Regions from separate parts of the Homo sapiens genome. Here region 1 is linked to region 2. A link is an interaction called in ENCODE POLR2A ChIA-PET data of the cell type or tissue named here. Cell type or tissue: GM12878. All regions are shown on one strand. Links, peaks and the distances in the headings refer to the core of each region. The heading gives the core; the rest is flanking DNA. Region 1 overlaps DLG1 (discs large MAGUK scaffold protein 1). Region 2 has its middle 5.9 kb from the start of PIGZ.

Region 1 (2,914 bases), core at 186-2,685, 110 kb after region 2:
TTTATAAAGAGGTATTCTGTAGGTAGTTTTTTGCAGCCTTTTTTTTTTTTGGCTTTTGAAATTAGAAATACATTGACTAAAAAAAACCCCACAAGACTCAGGTGTGGTGGTGGTGGTGGTGTGTGCCTGTAGTCCCAGCTACTTGGGATGTTAAGGTGTGAGGATCCCTTGAGCCCAGGAGTCCAAGACAAGCTTAGCCAACAGGGCAAGACCCCATCTCAAAAAGAACCATGAGGCTTCTGATTAACTATAGCACACTGTGTCTATTTCTTCTCCACCCTGACTCATTAAAATGACAATAAAATACGAAAAATACAAAAGAGAGAAGACAACAGGGGAAGAGAGATTTTAACACATTTCTGGATGATGCTAATTAAATTTAGCAGAATGAAAGAAGCTATAAATGGAGTGGCAGCAGAGAGGGTTATAGAAACAAGTTTTATTCCATAAGAATCCTGGAGATGGTCATAAATTAGAAGTGTACAGTAGTACCAAGGTAGGCAGGGATAAGTTACTGTACTAAAAACAGAAGGTAGAAACACTGTATGTAGCACTTAGACCAACCCCACCAAAGTTCCTTTTCCCAGTCCCCAAACCCACAGAAGACCAGTGGTTTAGTCTCCAGAGAAATTGAATTTGAGGAGCTGTATACTCTGAAACTTGGTGGAGAAGGGGAAGGTGGTTGGACTGAAATGGATGAAAATAAAATTCTAGCAACTTGGTTTATACTATTGGCAGGAGACAGGGATTCTTCTCTAAGGATATTTAATTATAGAAAAGAACAGAATGACGTGGGACAGGAGAGAAAATTTAAGAGCCAATTTATCCCCCCCTTTACCCCACTGTCTTCTAGTTAAATCCATTATCTTCATTTCTCTATTCCTAAGAGTGGAAAACAATGAAAGGAACACTGGATATTTAAAGAATGCCTTATATAAAACACTAAAGAAAAAACCTCCAAGAAAATAGGATAGCTAGAAAAAAGGAATACAGAGAAAGCAAAGAATACAAAAAAGCAGAAGAAAATCTCAGAGACACACCAGATCATGTCCACAAAAGAAATGGAAGATGAGGGAGCTCCTGCAAAATAAAACAGGGTATCATTCCCTCCCCCACATTCCAAATTCTCTACTGGGGAGAAGGCAAAACAAAGTCATTTCAGACATGCTAAGCCTCAAAGGGTGCCTCCCACACACCTTTTCGCAGGAATTTACTGGAGGATGTGCTCTAGGAAGATTAATTGAGAAAGAAGAAAATGTGGCATCTAGGAAACATGTGACATAGTAGACAGCCAAAGGAAATAGAATAATGGCAAAAGGGAAGTCCCAGCTGAGAGCTATACAGCACGTTTACAGAGGAACTAGTCTAGACTGGAGCATAAAGATAGAAAAAACCTGAACTATCAGACCGTATGTGTGACCATATGTTTTCATCATGTGAAAAACTCTACAGTGGTTACTGGAAGATACAGAAAGATATTTAGTAGTAAGAATATGAAAAATCAAATAAAATGCAAGACAATTATTAAGTCCAGGAAAAATGAAGGGCTGCAGAAGAAAGGAGGCAGCTCATAGGGTACCACTCGACTGAGTCATGACAGCTATTGCATAGTCACATGACTGTAAATGCTATTAGTTTTATTAACAGAGATAGGCTATGTTTGGGTGATGGTGATGAGACTGAATGAGTGGTTTGGTTCTACACAGAAACGTTCTCATCTACCATGGTTGTAAGACTAATGCGCAAAACTGGTAAAGTAGAAGATAGCAGTATATGCATGTTATTTAGAAATATAGAGGCGAAGGCTTCATATTTAGAAATAAGGAGGTGAAGGAAGTTTGCTAGGAAAATGGAGGATGCTTGTTTCTGGAGAATGAAACTAGGGGCTGGTGCCGGTGACAGTTGTTTTTCATTATAAGTCTTTAGATAATATATGGTTTTAAAAAATAGAAGCTGGGCACAGTGGCTCATGCCTGTAATGCCAGCACTTGGGAGGCCAAGGTGGGTGAGGCCCATGAAGTCAGGAGATCGAGACCAGCCTGGCAAACATGGTGAAACCCCATCTCTACTAAAAACACAAAAATTAGCCAGGCATGGTGGCATGTGCCTACAGTCCCAGCTACTTGGGGGGCTGAGGCGGAAGGATCCCTTGAACCCGGGAGGTTGAGGCTACAGTGAGCTGAGATCGCGCCACTGCACTTCAGCCTGGGTGACAAAGTGAGACCCTGTCTTTAAAAAAAAAAAAAAAACAGAAAGAAAATAGAGCATTACTTCTCTAAAAATAACAAGTGAAGATTCACTAAATGTACCGAAAATAAATATAACCTATTATGTTCTGATTTTTATGCCTTTGTAAATATTTAATCAAGTACAAATAAAAGGCAACACCTATTAATTATACTAAAATTAGGAAATGTAGATAAGCAAAAAAAAAGAAAGTGTAAAAAAGAGAGTAGAAAAATCCATGTTCTTCCTTCTTCGATATATTTGTATATATAAAATACTTTTAATGACTTTGGAACACAAGAGTTTAATGAGTACTGCTAGAATTGGCGAAGGGAAAAAAAAATCTGATGCATTTAAGATTCCCACATCACTGGTAGGGTTATAAGTACCAAGTACAGCAAAAGACAAAAGGAACAGAAAGAAGAAAGTGAGAAAGGTTTGCTTTCATGATGTATCAGAGTAAGATTATGTGAAGACAGTAAGTCATATCATATGTAAACAAGTACAGAGTACCTGTTTGTGTGTATAGATACACGTGTATAGGATACATGTTTATATATGTAACATATCTCTCTCATCAGAAGGATAAATGAAACGTATTAGGAACAGGTCCCCCAACAGAATCAGGACGACTGAGATGATAATTTATAAAGAATGGTTCAGATTACTTACAGTGCTAATGTTACAG
Region 2 (2,914 bases), core at 244-2,743:
TGATGCCGAGCTGAAGCTGGACGGTACTGCTGCCTGATTCTCCTGCCTCAGCCTGCCGAGTGCCTGCGATTGCAGGTGCGCGCCGCCACGCCTGACTGGTTTTCGTATTTTTTTGGTGGAGACGGGGTTTCGCTGTGTTGGCCGGGCTGGTCTCCAGCCCCTAACCGCGAGTGATCCGCCAGCCTCGGCCTCCCGAGGTGCCGGGATTGCAGACGGAGTCTCGTTCACTCAGTGCTCAATGGTGCCCAGGCTGGAGTGCAGTGGCGTGATCTCGGCTCACTACAACCTCCACCTCCCAGCCGCCTGCCTTGGCCTCCCAAAGAGCCGAGATTGCAGCCTCTGCCCGGCCGCCACCCCGTCTGGGAAGTGAGGAGCGTCTCTGCCTGGCCGCCCATCGTCTGGGATGTGAGGAGCCCCTCTGCCTGGCTGCCCAGTCTGGAAAGTGAGGAGCGCCTCTTCCCGGCCGCCATCCCATCTAGGAAGTGAGGAGCGTCTCTGCCCGGCCGCCCAACGTCTGAGATGTGGGGAGCGCCTCCGCCCCGCCGCCCCGTCTGGGAGGTGTGCCCAACAGCTCATTGAGAACGGGCCATGATGACAATGGCGGTTTTGTGGAATAGAAAAGGGGGAAAGGTGGGGAAAAGATTGAGAAATCGGATGGTTGCCGTGTCTGTGTAGAAAGAGGTAGACATGGGAGACTTTTCATTTTGTTCTGTACTAAGAAAAATTCTTCTGCCTTGGGATGCTGTTGATCTATGACCTTGCCCCCAGCCCTGTGCTCTCTGAAACATGTGCTGTGTCCACTCAGGGTTAAATGGATTAAGGGCGGGGCAAGATGTGCTTTGTTAAACAGATGCTTGAAGGCAGCATGCTCGTTAAGAGTCATCACCACTCCCTAATCTCAAGTACCCAGGGACACAAACACTGCGGAAGGCCGCAGGGCCCTCTGCCTAGGAAAACCAGAGACCTTTGTTCACTTGTTTATCTGCTGACCTTCCCTCCACTATTGTCCTGTGACCCTGCCAAATCCCCCTCTGCGAGAAACACCCAAGAATGATCAATTAAAAAAAAAAAAAAAAAAAAGATGGAGTCTCGCTCTGTTGCCCAGGCTGGAGTGCAGTTGCATGATCTCGGCTCACTGCAACCTCCGCCTCCTGGGTTCAAGTGATTCTCCTGCCTCAGCCTCCTGAGTAGCTGGGATTACAGGCACCCGCCACAACACCTAGCTAACTTTTGTATTTTTAGTAGAGACAGGGTTTCAACATGTTGGCCAGGCTGGTCTCGAACTCCTGGCCTCAAGTGATCCACTGGCCTTGGCCTCCCAAAGTGCTGAGATTACAGGCGTGAGCCACCGTGCCCGGCCAAGGCTCATTTTTAGATATAGATCTAGATATCCACTTTTCTAGTACCATTTGTCGAGAAAGCTATCTTTACCTTGACACCTTTGTCAAAAATCACCTGTGGTTAATCCAGTGCTGGAGATAAGCAGGAGGTGCTCTGGGTGCCTTGAGAAGGGGGCACCCAATTAATCCAGCCAGGTCTAGTCCAGGAAGCCTTCCCAGAGGGGCAACAAAGGAATCCAGGCAGAGGGTCTGTTGGTAGCTTAGAGTTGTGTTTTTGTGGATTGTGTAGGTATAGCGGGGTGTGGGGAAGACGTAGAGCTAGAAGTAGGCAGGACCCAGATTGGGGTGGGGCGGGGACCTCATGTGCTTTGCTAAGGAGCATGCACTTTTTCCTGGGAGTGATGAGGGGCCACCGAGAGGCTTAGGCAGGGAAATAACACAGCCAGACTCTGGCAGTTTGGAACATTGACTCCGGCTGAGGAGGAAGGACTGAAGGAGGTTAAAATGGAGGCAGGCTGGCCAGTAACTGGGAGGTGATGATAGGAAGGGAAATTTCCTCTGATTATTCTTTTTGTTTTCTCTTTTAGTTAGAGGTGGAGTCTCACTAAGTTGCCCAGGCTGGTCTCAAACTCTTGGCCTGAAGCAACCCTCCTGCCTTGGCCTCCCAAAGTGCTGGGATTATAGGCATGAGCCACCATGCTTGGTCTACCTTGTTTTAAGAGTTGACTTTCGTATCATGCTGGAGAATGACCTATTCTAAATAAATGCCGTGGAATTCAGTAGGTAGAAGCCACAGGACTTGGTGACTGTTTTGGAGTGAGACTGACAGAAAGATGTTCTGTCTGGGGGAGTGGTTCTCAGCCTTCTTTCAGACTGATCATGCTGGACTTCCTGCCAGAGGCTCTGTGTCTGAGGGCCAGCAGGGAGGCCCAGGCCTCCGTGTTTTACAGGCCTCCACGGTGGCTTCTGATGTACAGCCAGCATTGAGAACCACTGCTCCAAGTTGACAGCAGATCTCATACTTGGCAAATGGGTGGGTGATAGTTCCAGTCCCGACACAGGGAGCACAGGGGGTGGAGCAGATTTAGGGGGAGTTTAAATTTGGTTTTAACTACTTGACACTTTGAGGTACTGTTGGGAGATTTCCATGCAGAGGAAAGTTGAATGTGTGGGTTTAAAGCTCAGAAGGGAAGGTGGACTGGGAAAACAGTCTGGTTGGACATCAGCACATGGAGCAGGGGTTAACCAGGAGCTTGTAAACCCAGGGAGTTATACAGACAGTTTTATGGGTATGCATACATGTACACTGTTTTTCCTGGGGCAAATAGGGTTTCTGATTTCCCAGGGCCCATGACCCCACAAAGGTTAAGAGCCTCTGATGAGGACAGTGGTTGATCCATGGGACAAAATAATATTACTGTGGAACCCTGCTGGGGCAAGAAGGGAAAAGGCCCCTTCTTTTCTCTGGCCCAGCTGGCAGGTGCTAGCTATCTGCCTCCCCTCAGGCCCCTGCCTGCCAGGGATCTATACCTCTCTAGCTGCCACAGCAACGCTTTGTCACCCTTTAGGTTCTT

The links. Peaks named below come from ENCODE experiments on the same cell type or tissue, not always from the same donor. Only the 100,000 strongest peaks of a DNase experiment are listed, where the experiment ranks them.
Region 1: POLR2A ChIA-PET joins it to region 2 with 5 read pairs; 6 of 35 experiments call an interaction of 5 or more read pairs at or near these places.

Annotation. Positions count from the first base shown.
Region 1 is chr3:197,087,295-197,090,208 of GRCh38, forward strand. The region is part of intron 15 of DLG1 (discs large MAGUK scaffold protein 1); the gene reads right to left. Among named protein-coding and RNA genes, the nearest start is that of MELTF, 59 kb to the left of the region's middle. In GM12878, for the core only: no CTCF peak of the experiment used is centred there; a DNase peak (open chromatin) is centred at 1,257.
Region 2 is chr3:196,973,266-196,976,179 of GRCh38, forward strand. No RefSeq gene overlaps it. Among named protein-coding and RNA genes, the nearest start is that of PIGZ, 5.9 kb to the left of the region's middle. In GM12878, for the core only: no CTCF peak of the experiment used is centred there; no DNase peak of the experiment used is centred there.